Regions from separate parts of the Homo sapiens genome. Here region 2 is linked to region 1. A link is a loop called in an ENCODE intact Hi-C map of the cell type or tissue named here. Cell type or tissue: endothelial cell of umbilical vein. All regions are shown on one strand.

The links. A loop is a pair of places that touch in the nucleus more often than their neighbours do. Peaks named below come from ENCODE experiments on the same cell type or tissue, not always from the same donor. Only the 100,000 strongest peaks of a DNase experiment are listed, where the experiment ranks them.
Region 2: a loop joins it to region 1, with 7 times the contacts of the local background. A loop is called at or near these places in 2 of 110 quality-filtered maps.

The regions. Positions count from the first base shown.
Region 1 is chr11:95,912,660-95,920,659 of GRCh38, reverse strand. All of the region lies in intron 1 of MTMR2 (myotubularin related protein 2), which reads left to right. Among named protein-coding and RNA genes, the nearest start is that of MTMR2, 7.4 kb to the left of the region's middle. In endothelial cell of umbilical vein, no CTCF peak of the experiment used is centred here; a DNase peak (open chromatin) is centred at 3,169; H3K27ac peaks cover 1,688 bases.
Region 2 is chr11:96,303,703-96,311,702 of GRCh38, reverse strand. The region is part of intron 1 of MAML2 (mastermind like transcriptional coactivator 2); the gene reads left to right. Among named protein-coding and RNA genes, the nearest start is that of MIR1260B, 34 kb to the left of the region's middle. In endothelial cell of umbilical vein, no CTCF peak of the experiment used is centred here; DNase peaks (open chromatin) are centred at 482, 2,482, 3,752 and 4,612; H3K4me3 peaks cover 629 bases; H3K27ac peaks cover 5,449 bases.

The DNA of each region.
Region 1 (8,000 bases):
TAAGTATCTGTAGTCATTTCAGAGTTCTCTTGTCTCCAGTTATGCCTTCTAGGTCATCATAGATCTGATGCTTTTGCCCACAAAAGGGCAATTTCATTCTTCATATGATATCCAGGTAGTAGTTTCCTAACCAGCTATAGTTATGTCATCCTGCATCTTTAAAAAAAAAAAAAAAAAAGTAATCGTCAGCTGGGCGTGGTGGCACGCACCTGTAACCCTAACTACTTGGGAGGCTGAGGTACCAGAATTACTTGAACCTGGGAGGCCAAGGTTGCAGTGAGCCAAGAACGCACCACTGCACTCCAGAGTGGGCAATAGAGTGAGACTCCATCTCAAACAAAAACAAAAAAAACAATAGTTGTCTTTGGTGAGTCCTGCTTAATATTGCCATACTTCAGTAAACTGTTCAGCAACTCTTGTATATCTTGCTGTTGGCCATTCTTCATGTATATCTATCCCCACAGAAAGAGAGAGGGAGTTGTGGAAAACTTCACTTTAGCATCCTAATAATCTAGTTATATTCTGTAATTTTACTTTTGTTGGGTGTGCTCTGATTCTTGATATAAGTATGACTTTATAAGATATAGGTAAAATAATACTGTAGGTCAGATGTGATAATAAGAGTAGGCTTGAGTCTCAGAACTGTAATGAGTTACACAGCAGAATTTGACATTATATTGGTAATAATCTGCCATCTTAGTCTGGTTTTCCATTTTTCAGTTTATACACTATTATAAAATGCACTGCTTTAGTGGGTTTCTTTGATTAGTTTGTATTGTGCATAATCAAATGGTAAGATATCTAGTGCCGAATAGGTGCTGAGTGAACATCTAAATAAAAGAATGTTGACGGAATGTTCACCACTGGTCTTGTTTGTTGTTCCCATTCAAAGGATTAAAAAGGATTCCTTCTGTTGAATTTGGCCTGAACACTTGCAATTTCAGGTCTAAGCTGAAGTTATTTTTATGGGAGACTGGACATCTTGAGCTGATTTTACTGTTCTGTGCCCAGTCCTACACACAATGAGGTTATTATGTCCTCTTCAACTACCTATTTATCCATCTGCTACTCTTGATTACTTTTGCCCCTTTTGCTCTAACTTGTGTTGTTAGTCGTTTTAATTAATGTGTGTTCTTGTCATCCTTCATATAACCTCAGGCTTTAGTTATTCTGGGTACCATACTTGTTTATCCCAGATTATTTGGTTTTATCAATTTGTAGTATATAATTTCATTAGCATTGATGAGCATCTTATATTTACATTTAACTTCCATTAAAAAAATCAAAGGGGGGGTACACATACTCAAAGTAGTTCTCAACTAATTGCATTTATAAATTGCATGCCTGCCTTAAAATTATCATCATTTGAAAACAGGAATTCCTAGATTTCTGTTTCCATGGATTTTGATTATACTTATAGCCTGAAGAAGTAGAGGAGTTTCCTAGATTTCTAAAACACATTTTGTTGCAAGGTCTCATCTTTAGTTTTAGCCTCAAGGTCACTTAAGAGTGACGTGTTGGAGGCCAGGTGCAGTAGCTAACGCCTGTAATCCTAGCAGTTTAGGAGGCTGAACAGTTTGGGATTGCTTGAGTCCAGAAATTCCAGACCAGCCAGGGTCACATGGCAGAACACTGTCTCTGCAAAAAATAAAAAGTTAGCTGGGCATGGTAGTGCATGCCTGTAGTCCCAGATACTTGGGAGGCTGGTGTGAGAGGATCACCTGAGCCTGGGAACGTTGAGGCTGCAGTGGGTTGTGATAGTGCCACTGTATTCTGGCCTGGGCAAGACAGTGAGACCCCGTCTCAAGAAAAAAAAGTGATATGTTGGTAGGAAATATGCTTTTATGTTGTTTTTCTAGTAGTGGTGATGGATTTGTGTACAATCACACATTTTTACCCATTCCCTTTGTCACTCTTGGCATGTCTGCTGAGACAGCTGGCAAGATTAGAGGTAGAAATTATAGCTGTAAAACAGAGTAAAGCTACCAGATTGAACCTACAACCTTGGCATTATTAGTAGTACCTTGTATCAAACATTGAACATATTAGACTAAAAATTACTTATTTGGATTTCATTACTTAAAAACCCTCAAAGATCTAAGTTCTCTTAGATAAGAAACAATATTGGTCTGACATAGTAATTATGTAGCTTTTCAGAAAGCACATATTTGAAGAATGCAAGTTGATAGTGAACCTGAGACTGGGTCCCGTATATATCTGTATTTTTCCTTTTTATGCTATTATCAATAATTTCCTATTAGTGTAGACCAGTAGTTCTCAAAGTTTGGTCTCCAGGCCAGTAGCATCAGTATCTCTTTGGGATTTGTTAAAAATGCAAATTCTTGGGCCCTACCTTGGACCTAACTGAATTAACATTTTAGGGGTGGAGCCCAGCTGTTGGTGTTTTAGCAAGCTTTCCAGGTGATCCCGATGGATGCTGAAGTTTGAGAACCACTGCCTTGGATCTTTTGCTAATTGGTGCCTTTTGTAATGCAATCAACATTAGTTAAAACTAAGTTAAGGTCTATGTTAGAAGTACTGTAAAACTATTACTTGAGAGCATTTTTGTAAAAATGTTGACTAAAGTAGTAAAAGGTAAAAGTCATCTCTTGTCGATTTATTAGATTTGATTTCTAGGAAATTTCCTAAGGCATTTTTCTTTGAGTAACATAAAACAAGAATATGCGTTTTAGGCTTTTTCTTAAAAATAGATTCTTAGTGAGAAAGATTAGTGGAAACAAGCATTTTTAAAAAAAGTACAGTTGACCCTCGAACCACATGGGTGTGAACTGTTCAGATCCACTTTTATGTGGATTTTCTTCTGCTTCTGCCACCCCTGACACAGCAAGACCAACCCCTCCTTTTCCTCCTCAGCATGTGCAACATGATGAGGGTAACAAACTTTATGATGACCCACTTCCACTTAATGGGTAGTAAATGTATTTTCTTTTCTTTGTGATTGTCTTAATAACATTTTTTTTCATTGTTAGAGTTCAGTATATTGGCGTGCAGCCTGAAATATGTTTTGATGGGCTGTTTATGTTATCCGTAAAGCTTCCAGTCAACAGTAGTCTATTAATAGTTAAGTCTGGGGAGTAGTTTGGGGAGTCAAAATTATATGCGGATTTTCAGCTGCGTTGAAGGTCAGCACCCCAACTCCTGTGTTGTTCAAGGGTCAACTGTATTATGAACAAGTAATTCCAGGAGGCCATCACCTGAACCTGTAAAGTTTGGATTATGCCCAGGGGAAGGAGATAACCTGGATACAGATGACCAGAAAGCAGTAAGTTTATTTTGGAAAGCTGCCAAGTTAATGCTATTGTATTCAAAATCATCAGAGCCAAAGATTGCGTGCGATTCAGGATTTGAGTAATGGAAATTCTCCAGATTTTAGTGTGGAATATTTTTCCTTTGTAAGGAAGATGGTTTTGAATATGTAAAGTACTTGCTATCTTTGTGTCTACTGTTTGATTTAGTTAAATCGGTAGATAATAATTAAACACTATTAGAGGTGATAGTCAAGGATAGGGAGTGATTTTAAAAACCTGCTTTCCACAGGAAGTCAAATTAAAAATGGAACTGTATAAAAAGATAAAGTTGGTACTAGATTATTAAAATAAAAAGGACTAGGGAAGATGCCTTCTTGAAAATAATAACTTCAGTTCCCTTTCCTGTAGCTTTATTATGCAAAGCTAATTGTGCCTGTCCCTCCTAATATGTTTCTATATAGGTACCAATGTTGTCATTAATACAAACTGTTAATAAGCAAGCTTCATAATTCTTCCCTTCCCCAAGTACATAGGACCTATGGCCATAATCACTGGTGAATATTTATTCTTTCAAAGACTCTTACTTTGTGTGAATAACTCTTGGGCTCTTTAAATATTTTTAGTCTAGAGTAAATAAGAGCAAATGCTGTGTATTAAATATATTAAAAATTACCTGTAAAATATATTTTAATTAAAAATTTAAACACTGTTATTTGGAAAATTCTTTTTTTTTTTTAAGTTCTACTTTAGGTTTAGCAGCACATAACAAAATACAAACTGACAGTGGCTTAATATAGGAGATGCTAAATTTTTTTCCACATGAAAGCCTGGAGATAGTCAATACAGATCTAATATGGTGGATCTGAAGTATCAAGGACCCAGATTGTCTTACATTCCAGGGTTACCTCATGAACCAAAATTATTGTTGGAACTCCAGCTATTATATCTTCAGGAGGAAGGGAAGAAGAGGAGCATACTCTCTCTCTTTGAAGGATACTTTTTTGGCAGTCACATGTCATTTTTTTTAACTTACATCCAGTTGGCTAAAACATGGATGGTCCCATGGCCATACGTAGGTAAACAAGAGGCTGGGATAGGCAGTCTCATCTGTGAGGCCTTTGTGCTGAGCTAAATTTGGAGGTTCTGTCACTGAGGAATAGGAGAGAATGGGTATTGGAGTCATAGCAGCTTTTCCCCTTGGGTACAGATGAATCATTTAAAAGAAAGACATTTTCCACCTAAAGTCTGCAATATTTCACTTATGCCAGAGACACCCTTAGAGCTGCAAATGCGATGACCAAAATAGAAAACACACTGAAAGAGAGGAGGTAATACATTGCTGCAGACCAAAAAAGAGAATTGTATCTTGGAGCACTCTGAACTCTTGAGTTTAGCTTTCTATTTTTTTGTGTCTTGTCTTGGGTCAGATTTTTATAATCCTAATCTGGAACCATAAAATGAAAGTGGTACATTTAATATTGACAAGATCATTAAGTGATGGGGAAACAGAAATCAAAGGAAGAATGGATTGCCGTGCTATATTGTATTTCACTTGAAGAGCTCAAGGAATTGCACGGTAAAGTAGTAGTGGTAATGAAGTTGATGGCCTACTCTGCTTACTTCCAATTTGACATCCATTTCCAAGCCATGTATCCATGTATTTTATCCTCTTCTAGAATGTTGCATCGGGTTCTACTTAGGTATTTTCTCTCATTTCAGTTGTAAGGATGTGGTTTCCATAAGGGAAATAAATAAAGCTGACCATTTTAATTTATGAATGCTTTTGCCAATATTCAGTTTGTTTTTATATCTTTGACCTAAACATTTTATTAAAAATGCGGAGACATCTGTGTCTTATATATTCTTTTGTCACCTAACTTAAATATTAATATTTTAAGCATATAATTTCAAACATAAGGAGTTTATAATTTGGATGTGAATAGAAGAGCATATGTATATAAGTCTCCTTTGGATTGATAAAACATTTATTCATCAGGCTCTGAGGATTTAATAGACATTAAGTCAGAAACATATCCATTTCTCTTCTCGGCAGAATTGCTTTTACTGATAGCAGCAAATGAGCAGTTGCTGAGGTAGGGAGGAGGCCTTGTCTGGAGGTTATGCATTAGCAAAAGGGAAAATAACTGGCTGATGATGGGCTGGTGATTACAAGCCTTAATATTCTTGAGCGAGCCAAGAAGCCCAGCAAAGTTCAAAAATAAAATTTTGTTCTCTGTTCTCTGTTACCAATATTAGATAACAACATTCTTTTATCATAACCAAAGGCATTGCCTCAAAATAGCAACACTGAAAACAAGCCTTGCTTTCCTAGTGGTAGACAGTTATAGTAATAATAATGTTAATATTAAACACAACAATAATATAAATAGCACAACATTTATTGCATGCTTACTATGCTGGGCATGGTGCTACATTTCTTCTATGCATTTTCTCATATAATCCTCATAACTGTATAAAGTAGAGAGTGTTAATGTTTCCATTTTACAGAGAAGAAAACGGAAGATTAGAGAGGGTACCTTGACATGTGAATTCAAGTCCATTTGACTTCAGGGTCTGTGTGCTCTAAAGAACACACATGCCTGAAGATCTAGTGCCCCAGGTGCAGACCAAAGCTTTGTAGTTAGAGGGCAGTCCCAGGGCAGGTTGATTGGGTGGTAGTGATAAGGACATGAGTTTCCTTGACCTGCTATTTTGCTGGAGAAGGATAAAGATACAGTATACATTCACCAAGTGAGAGTTTGTATTTGGAGAGAATTTTACCTTTGAATTTTGTTTGCCTTCTGACAGAAAATAGGATGTTTTTTTTTCTTTGCCTGAGATTAAGAGGATAGTATCATTTCATTCATTACCTGATGATTAAGAGGGTAGTATCGGTAGTATCATTTCATTCAAAAGAACAGTTTTACATTTTGAAGATCATGTAAAGTATGAAGCAAGTAATTGCCAAAGCCTCCTCCCCACCACTCCCTGCCCTGCAGGCTTTGCACAATGATTTAGAATATTTTAGGGTTCCTTAAATTTCTGAATTCCCCTAAGTTCCTTTGTGTTTATTTACAGTTAATGTGTTAAGAGCCATTGACATTTGAAGATCATCAGAAGTGAAGATAAAACATCTCAAAAATTATAATGTAAGTGAATGGGAAAATGCAGATATAAAAATGGACAAAAGTTAATATTGCCAACAGTATTTCTGGATTATATATTATCCCAAATGAAATTTGCACTTATGAGTAACAAGTAGTTTCAAACTTCAGTTCCATTTCCAAGTCCCTGTCCTTAAAATTCTGTGTTCTCTTCTACTTGGGGAAAGCAGTCACTAAGTTTTAGTCATCCAGTTATTTTCCATTAGAATTCTTTTGGCATCCATGTTCTGTTTTCTTCCTTTTCCTCCTTAGCAATTTGCAGTTTGACTTGAGAAGAGGATGACAAGAATTCATGTTATATGCAAAATGTTATAGATACTAAGGTCTTTGCTTTCCAGCTATTGATGTGTGTTGTGTATGTTATTCAAGTGTAATTTTACTACTGTTTTGTATGTTTCTTAGCCAAAAATATGACCAGTTAGTTAGCCGCCTTCCTTCCCCCTCTTTCTCTATTCTTTCTTTTTTTCCCCTCCTCTTTCCCTTCCTTTCTTTCTGCAAATAATTGTTTAACATCTACTGTGCCTTACACACTGTGCTAGATTCTGAATTCCTAAAAGCTTGGTGCTGAAATGAATTATATCATCTTTTCACACTCTTAGAGGGATTAGAGATCAACCAATTAGTGTTTTTCAACTGTGGCTGAGGACCACCTATGTATTTCAGTCAACTGTGAACTTGGTGAACATTTAACTTCCTAGGTTTCAGCGTGGACATTCTGAATCATTGAGGTGACGTTAGGAATCGGCATTTAACAGTTGAAGAACCACCCATCCAAATGCTGTTGGATGCTAGTCTAGTTCCAAAAGTTTTCAGATGTGGAAATAGATCTAGAGAACTCTAATAATTTACCCCAAAGCACAATAAATGTTAGAGGGCCAGGAAAGGTTGTGGTTTTCCTCTGAGGTCATAGAGCTATTTAGTGTCAGAGATGATCTCCTAATTCCCAGTTCTAGACTTTACCATGTAGCATCATGATTTTTTTGCAGGGCCATATAACTTCACTGTATTTCCTGTCTATAGAACCCTCTGCTTATAGGATGTATAAGATTATAACCAATCCATCACTGTTCCTGAAAAAAATAAGAGGACATATGGGTTATGTAAATGAAAAACATACTGTTTCTTCATTTTTAGTCAGATATGTGACTCATTCTGGTTTTGAAATCATTGGATAGACTTGGTGAAGGAAAGAAAAAACTTTTTTTTGTATCCATGATATTATTTCTACCTGGATTTAAGTTTCATGCTTACGAAAATGAGGATCTGATTTCATTTTTTGAGTGAAATAGTAGGTACAAATTTTATAGTGTTTTGCAAATAGTAGGTGCTTGATAAGCTATACTATGAACAGTTTACTGTTAAAACTTTTCTTCATTTGTATTCTGTGAAGTACGCTAGTTAGGAGTGATTTTATTTGCTTCATACAGAATCTGATGCTTTATATACCAAGCCAGAAACTTTAAATAATTGAAATAATTTTATTGTATTTATAATACTATATTTTATAGTTGATATTCACAAGATCTCTGAGGGACTGAAATTTATAAAGTATTTTTGAACTATAAGA
Region 2 (8,000 bases), 390 kb before region 1:
AGTTAGATTCCAAAAGCTTGTAAGTAAGCTGTGTATAACTTGGACATATGTTTTCCTATAGCACCATTTCTGCATGTAAGACTGTGTTTCGAACCTCAGCTTGGAGCTTGGACAATCAAGAAGAGGTGTCTTTGCTGGCCTCAGCTATGAGAATCCTATCTAGGTACCGCCATCTCTAGCTATCTGTAGCACCAACCCTCTGCTACTACTGCTGCCTTCTCCCGTGGGATGAATGTGGTGAATTGTGCATTCATATTTCAGGAATGATTAACATTCAAGGTTGGAGATATTCCAGAATCACAATTTGATTTTATAAGATGCTTTGCAGAAATATCTTAGATAATCTAAGGATTCCTAATGGCTTATACAAAAGAACTAAAGTGAGTGTGACTATCCAGCTTCTTCTATTTCTTCCTACTCTTTCACTTCTTTTGTTCCCTTCATGATTCTGCTGCATGCCAGGAATGGACTCACATGACTTCTCAAACTCCTAGCCAATGTAAACATAGTGAAACATAATAAAGTGGTAAAAAGCTATCTGGACCTAGATTTGAGTCTAAGCCCTGTCTTTTCTTGTGAACATTTGAACAAATTCCCTCACCTCTCTGAGTTACAATGTCCTTATGTATGAAATGGGGTGATAACTAATAAAGAGCTATTGTGAGAGTTAAATGAGATGATACATGTAAAGTACTTAGCTTGGTGCCTAGACATAGTTGGGACTCCTTAGATGTTAGCCATTGAACACATTTCTTGGGCTATTTATTGCCACTTTTCTGGTATATGGTTAACATATTCACCTACATTTGCATAAATGATATTGTAAAATATGCCTTAGAAGAGTCCCATGCATTCACATAGCAGATTATAGCTTATAAAGAAATTTCTCATTTTATTTTTACAACACTGGACGCAGAAGAGTTGACCATATTTTCCCTTTTTACACCTGGGGAGACTGAGGCTCAGAGAGGCACAGTGACTTAATTTGAATTGACTTGCGTGAAGAGTCAAACCAGCAGACTCTTTAGTCCAGTGCTTCTTATTATATATGAGAAAGCATGTTATAAATTACTGACACCACAGTATTGCCAACCTAAGGACTAGGAAGAAAGGGCTTACATGTTTCTTGCTTTAATAATATGTGAATTAGAAAAGGTATTCAAGAAGATACAGGGTTAGAATGTGTATCTTTCTTTTATGTACTGAAATGTTTCAACTCATATGCAGCAATGTGGTAACTTGAAAGATGATTCCAGAGATTTCATGCTTCTGGCAGTTTCAGGTCACATTGGGGTGAAATTTGACATACTGTAGTCATCCCCAAGGTAATAATGTTGATGAAATGGTATAAACCCTGATACATTCTTAAGCAAAATGAATCTAAAAGTTTGTTTCAAAATTTTTAACGTTTTATGTTGCTCTGACTTTCCATATACTGATTTTTACATTACTTAGTGAAAAAAAAAATAACCTTTAGCTTCTGACAACAAAAACATTTTAGCTATTTTTTTATAGTAGGCTTCTTTGCATATCAGTTCTCAGTTTATGTATAGAAGAATTTCCTTTTCACGTAATCACAGTATAAACTGATTTCTTGGCTCCAAATATGATGATAGTTTTTTAAAAGAGCAAGAAGCAAGTATGCTCCCTATATGTCATCATATACATTTTGGAAACTTCAGAGTCTTAAAAATCATTCTGACCAGGTGTGGTGGCTCACACCTGTAATCCAATCACTTCTGAAGGCCAAAGCTGGTAGACTGCTTGAGTCCAGGAGTTTAAGACCGGCCTAGTCAACATGGCAAAAACCCATCTCTACAAAAAAAAATGTATAAATTAGCTGGGCGTGGTGGCATGTTATCTGTAGTTCCAGCTACGTGGGAGGCTGAGGTGGGAGGAATACCTGAGCCTGGAGAGGTCGGGACCTCAGTAAGCCGTGACTGCACCACTGCACTCCAGCCTAGGTGGCAGAGTGAGACCCTGTCTCAGAAAAAAAAAAAAAAAAATTGTTCCTTTGGGAGGTGGAATATCACAGTAGTCAATACCTTGGGCACTAGAATCCAAGCTCTACCATTTATTAACTGAGCAAATTGAGGGAAATTATTTAATTCTAAGGCTTTAATTCCACCATCTATGAAATGGTGATGTAGCAAAACCTGCCTAACAGGGATGGTGGCAAGATTAAGGGAGAGTGAGCAGGTAGTTACTGTGCTCAGTGTTAGATACTATCTTCATCATCGTCATCCATGATGATCTTAGCAATCCTGCTACTGGGTTGAATGAAGTTCTCTGTACAGATTCCATGGCTGTAGGTAAGAATGAATTACTCATAATTGTGAGCAGAATAATGTGTGGTAAACAAATTATGCAGTTATTCGAATCCTTCTACTAAATCACAACTATAGGGTTAAACTAAAGGGCAGTTTTGAAACTGACCTCTGGGTGTGAATGCATTGTCAAGCACTTCATACTAAAACACAATGGCATTCCAAATCCCAGTATGATGCTAGACACAATGGATTACTCATTTCAGTGGGAGTACATTCTCTCCAAAAACCCAAAAACATTCACCCAGAACTTTCAAGACAAAAGACATTGCCAGCTAACACCAGCAAGGGCACTTAGTTTTCTTCCTTTCTCTATCTTTTACTTCTCTGTTTTGCTGAACTTAACTAATGAGTTATTTTCATTTTATTGTATTGTATTTTATGCCATGAATTATTTGTTTATGCTGCAGCATTTTTACATTTGGACAAGAGTACACAGAGCAGAAAGTATATAGCACATGTATGGTTCACTGTGTATAGATAAATGAAGCATTCATTCATTCAATAAATATTTGCTCAGTATCCATTGTGTGTAAGACATGAGGTTAGCTACATGGTCCCCAGCTTCAAGGTCTTTACATTCTAATAGGAAGACATATAAGAAACAAGCAAACAAACTAAAAAATATACATTATTATAGCTAGTCATTTTTTATAAAGCACAAGTTTCTTTAAATTTAAGCTGAAACATAAAGAAGTAGGAAGTAGCCATGGATGTAATTTTTGGGAAGTGTATTCTGAGATGTTAGAGCAACTCTGATGCAAAGTACCATTTGTTTATTTAGCTTAATATTTTATGTCTAAAGTAGGTTTCTTACTGATAAAAATTGCAACATAATTAGATTTTGGGTATGGGAAATGATTGGATAATAAAGAATAAAACATAATCAGGTATGCAGTAAGTGAAAAGTTGATGTCAGAATTTCCAGTAATACTGTAATTATGTAAATTGTCACTAAAATGGATTTTGAGGGTTAGTACTTAAATACACAGAGTCTTGAATGACACAGCAGTCACCCATATGTATGTTAGAGATGCTTCAGTTATATTTCAGAATTCTACTATTGTTTAGTAAATCACTGGATTTTTTTTTCCTCCTTGTGGTTTAGGATAGCATTGAAATATCTTGGTATAATTACTTCCATACTTTGTCATTAGTATTTTATATTCTTTATTACATGGACTAATGCCCCACCACCACTGCCCCCCAAATTTTAGCTATGCTGAAATGAAACTCCCTCTGAAATTTTGATTTCTGAGGTCGGGTGATCCCAAATGTAAACTATAACACTGTGTAAGGCCTGAGTCTAGAATTGTAAAGAAGCCAGAATCTTCCATGAGCATGCGCAGGGCTTTACCATAATTCCAGAGTAGAACAATCAGCATTCAAAACCACATGAAGCCAGGACTCTCTTCCACCCTCCTCTTCCTTTCCCCTATAAAATGATATCCACCCATGAGTCATAGGCCATTCATTCCCTTGGGTTCACTATTAGTTCTGTTCCTGAACTCTCATGGGCCATCAAATGAAAATAAAATTAATACACACGAAGAGATTATCATTTTAGGGGATTTGTGGGAGCCCAGACACTTTTTATGAGAAGAGACTGGCACCCCTAAGGATGTTATTTGAATCTGAAAAGAAGCGGTCATAAAGGAAGTGGTGCTGCTTTAATCTGCTGTACGGAGCTGCCACCCTGCTCTTACTGCTAGGCAGCCTTCCCATATGAGCAGAATGATCATTCCCTTGGAGAAAGCAGCTGAGGTTTGAAAGCCGTTCCAATTTTGCAGTTTCAGGAATGTGTCGGAGTTGCAGCTTTAAGATGGCATTTCCCCCTCCCCAGCTGCTGTCGAGAGTGCCTGGGCTAGATGTGAATGGGAGTTTTGTATGAAGATTGTGAGTGAGCCAGAGCCACTGGGTAATCAGGGCAGCAAGGCACATTAAGGAATATACTTTAAGGGATATATTTAAGGAATATACTTTTCATACAGCCTCTCACTCTTCCTTTACAGTAAAAGCATAAGTAAAACTTCCCTATGCTCCTGTACTTATCCTGCTTTTGGTCTGACTTTAAGCTCAGCACTGAAGGCAACTTGATCTCCGTTGCTATCTCCTTTCATAGATGATAATGAGCACAGTTCTAAGAGGCTGGCTGCAATGATATCCTTTGCTGTTAGAAAAGGAAAGCGGGAGCAGGGATTGGAGTGATTGTTTGCTGTGTTGGTGACTGTGATGTTGCCATGGGAAAGCTCAAGACTTCAGGAGAGTTTGTATTTTGTTGGGCGAGGTGCCAAACTGTTGTGACTTATTACAGCCGTGTGAGTGAGCTGTACAGAACAGTATCCTGTGTAGCAATTCAAAGGGCAGGATCACTTTAATCAGGGAAAGATAGAGTGCTGAGTATTCACATTACGCTTTATTTCAACTTGGAAATGATAAACAAACCTAACATTTTGGTAGTCTCTGGGTTTGCTCTTTTAACTTTGGAGAAAAAAAAGAATCAATTCCTCGTGCTCACTCCAACTGAAAAGCAAAACAAAAATGTTTCTGCTTTACATATAAAGACCCCTTGTAACGAATGGTGTGCTCTCAAGTAACCACTCCACCCGCAAATGCTAGTTCATCTTGACTCAGCCTCAAGGAAAGAAAAAATTCACAGGCCAAGTTGATTTGGTGTGAAAAAAATAGTGTAAGTTTGGGAAGGTTTCTTTTCAATTTAGACTGAGGACATTCCTCTGCCTCACTTACCTGGGAAAGTCAGCCTTTTTACCCCTAGTATTGGCAAAATACATGGCCCAGTCTAGATGTTCAGTCGTTGTCTAACTATGCTGAAGGCAAGGAGTTTTCTTTGAGGTTTTATGAAAAATTAATACATAGATCCACATAAAGGAAAATTCTGGAGCTTGGAGAACTGTTTTGACCTTTCAAGTCACAAAGGGAGCTAGGTTCAGTCCCCTTTTTGCAGTAGTCAACACAGCCCTAATTCTTTAGGGAGATGCCAAGCCTCCATATCATTTTGTGCTGTGTAGACATTGCCTAGAAGTTCCCTTGGAGCCAAGTCTTTTGAAGCTTTTTGATCCATTCCAGGGAACTCTTGGAAGAGGAGAGAAGAGCTTCACAATTTCCATTTTTAGCCTAAAACAGATGTCAACATGTTAACTCTTCTTCATTTGATATTGTGGGCCTGGGCTCGTGCAGTGATCAAAGGCACAACTGAAGTGCACAACTGAAGTGCTCCATATTTTCAGAATATATGTTTATTGAGAGACTTGTAGAAAACTATATATGTATATGTTATGTATATAATTATATATACATAATTTGATACTCAAGGCAGCTATGACGTCTTGCAGCATAACAAGAAGAAAGGTATGTTTCTTATTGTGAGATATTAAAGTTTCATATGATACATTTTAAATGTTCATTTTCTAGGAGCATTTCACTTTGTCTTTTAAAAACACTTTTCAGAATGTTTATACTTGTGTTTGTTGCTTTGTAGTTTTATTTGGTTGCCAGGTTAGCTATTTATTTTCACCCAGTTTAACCTCTGAGGGACATATTTTGCATAGAGACAGATGTTTTTATCTGCCTTAATTTCCAGTTACCGTACTTCTAAGTTCTAGTAACATTCAGAATAGTTCATCATAGAAGTTGTGGAAACTTTTTCTAACATAGAAAAAATTCCCTTTGTGTATTAGATGACTTGAATAGTAACTTACAGATATCTAGACATTTGGGAATCAGAGAATTGATGAGACTTTCTTTTTGCCAAAGTTTTTTCATATAGTACAGTTTCACATGTATTTTAATATAGAATACATCCTGTCTCATTATTATTATTCAAATAGACTTTATTTTTTAGAGCAGTGTATGTTCACAAGAAAATTGAGTGGAAAATACAAAGAGTTCCCAGATACTCCCAGTTCCCTATCCATGCATAGTCACCCCCATTATCACCATCCTCCACCAGAGTGGTATGTTTGTTGCAATTAGTGGACCTACATTGACACACCACTATCACCCAAGGTCTGTAGTTGACATTAGGATTCACTCTTGGTGTTGTATTCTGTGGGCTCTGATAAATATATAATAATGTACATCTTTCATTATATTATCATAGAGTATTTTACTGCTCTAAAAATCCTCTGTGCTCTGCCTGTTTATCCTTCCCTCTCCCTTAACTGCAGGCAACTACTGATCTTTTTACTGTTTCCATATTATTTTAAAATGTAATAGCTTTAATTTTAAAATATTACACTAAAATGTGAAAGTTACTGAAAAATGGATTAAAGTGTATATATTTTTTGGCCTCAGAACTCAGTTTTTGCATTGAGAAGTTGTTATAAATGGTGCATCTCTAATTCCTTTTCCTTAAGTGAGAATTTATTGACCTAATAATAATATTTCAGAATGTTATTCTCAGTCAAGAGAATTGTATCTTTATAGGACTTCGGAATTTTTCAATAGTGGTTGAGTCAGGAGCTTCTCAAATAGAAGAAACATAAACAGCATAACATAGCATAAACACATTTAGTTGTTTTTATTTTTTTCTTTAAGGTCCCTTTATCCTGAATCACAGTGGTGTAACATCATTGTGATTTGGGCTATGTTTCTGGAGCACTTTATGCAGTTAGCTGTCTCTGTATCTCCTCTGCCTGCTGCAAGAAGAGTTTATATGAATACATTCATTACTTGCAGATGTACAAAAAGTTACCGAGGAAATTAGGACTAATAGGAAGCATTCATTCTGTTTGAAGTAGATGCCATGAAATGTAATAGGATGGTCTTCTAGATAAAGAAAAACCTGGGTGCCACTCTCAGGATACAGTATTGGCTGGATCGGGGGACCATCTCTCTCCTTGGTTGAATCCACATTAACCAATGTCTCCCAACTTATGTTTTAACTGTCACTGTACTTCCAAACTGGCCTCTCATCCCATAATCTATCCTCTATCATTTGCCAGTTAAATTCCTAAAAATGCAACTCTTTTTGTCTCAAGTCTCCACTTAAAATCTTTAAATGGCACCCCAAATTCCAAGCTTCCTCATCAACCCTTTTGTGGATCTCAGTGTCAGAAGGAGTTTAGGCTCTTTCCTGGAAACATGACTATGATAGGAGTCAGCCTGACTTCTTATTCTAAGGGGTGAGAGAGTGAACCAGGCCTCAGCAGTAGAATCAGTGTCCCCTCCTCAGAATCTGTACACTGTGATAAGAGAGGCTTGAAACTGACTTGCAAGAAGTAGGGCTGAAGCAGCTTTCACAGATTTAACGGGAGACTGGAATGAGCAGATTCTGTGATGATCAAAGATCAAACGGTGCTGAATTCGAGAAGGAGGTACAGACATTAATGGATAAAGATTGAGGGCCACTCTGGATCCTGGCACCCACTTCCTTGCTCATAGTAATTGTGCACTACATATTTGGTGACAAGATTAGCTGGCCCACAGCAGCAGTTCTCAGATTATATTTTTTCTTTTTGTTTTCTCAGACATTCTGGAGAGAGGATAAGGGGGATAGGGAATGTGTCAGCTCTGGCAGCCTTGGGTGAGGCCAGGATTTATACAGAAGTACCCCAGCCTTTTGTGGGCGCCAGGTGTAGCTTGGGCAGCATGCCTGACCTGCTGCCCACTTGTGCCCCTTAAGAACTCATTTTCTTAAATCTGTTCTTGCTG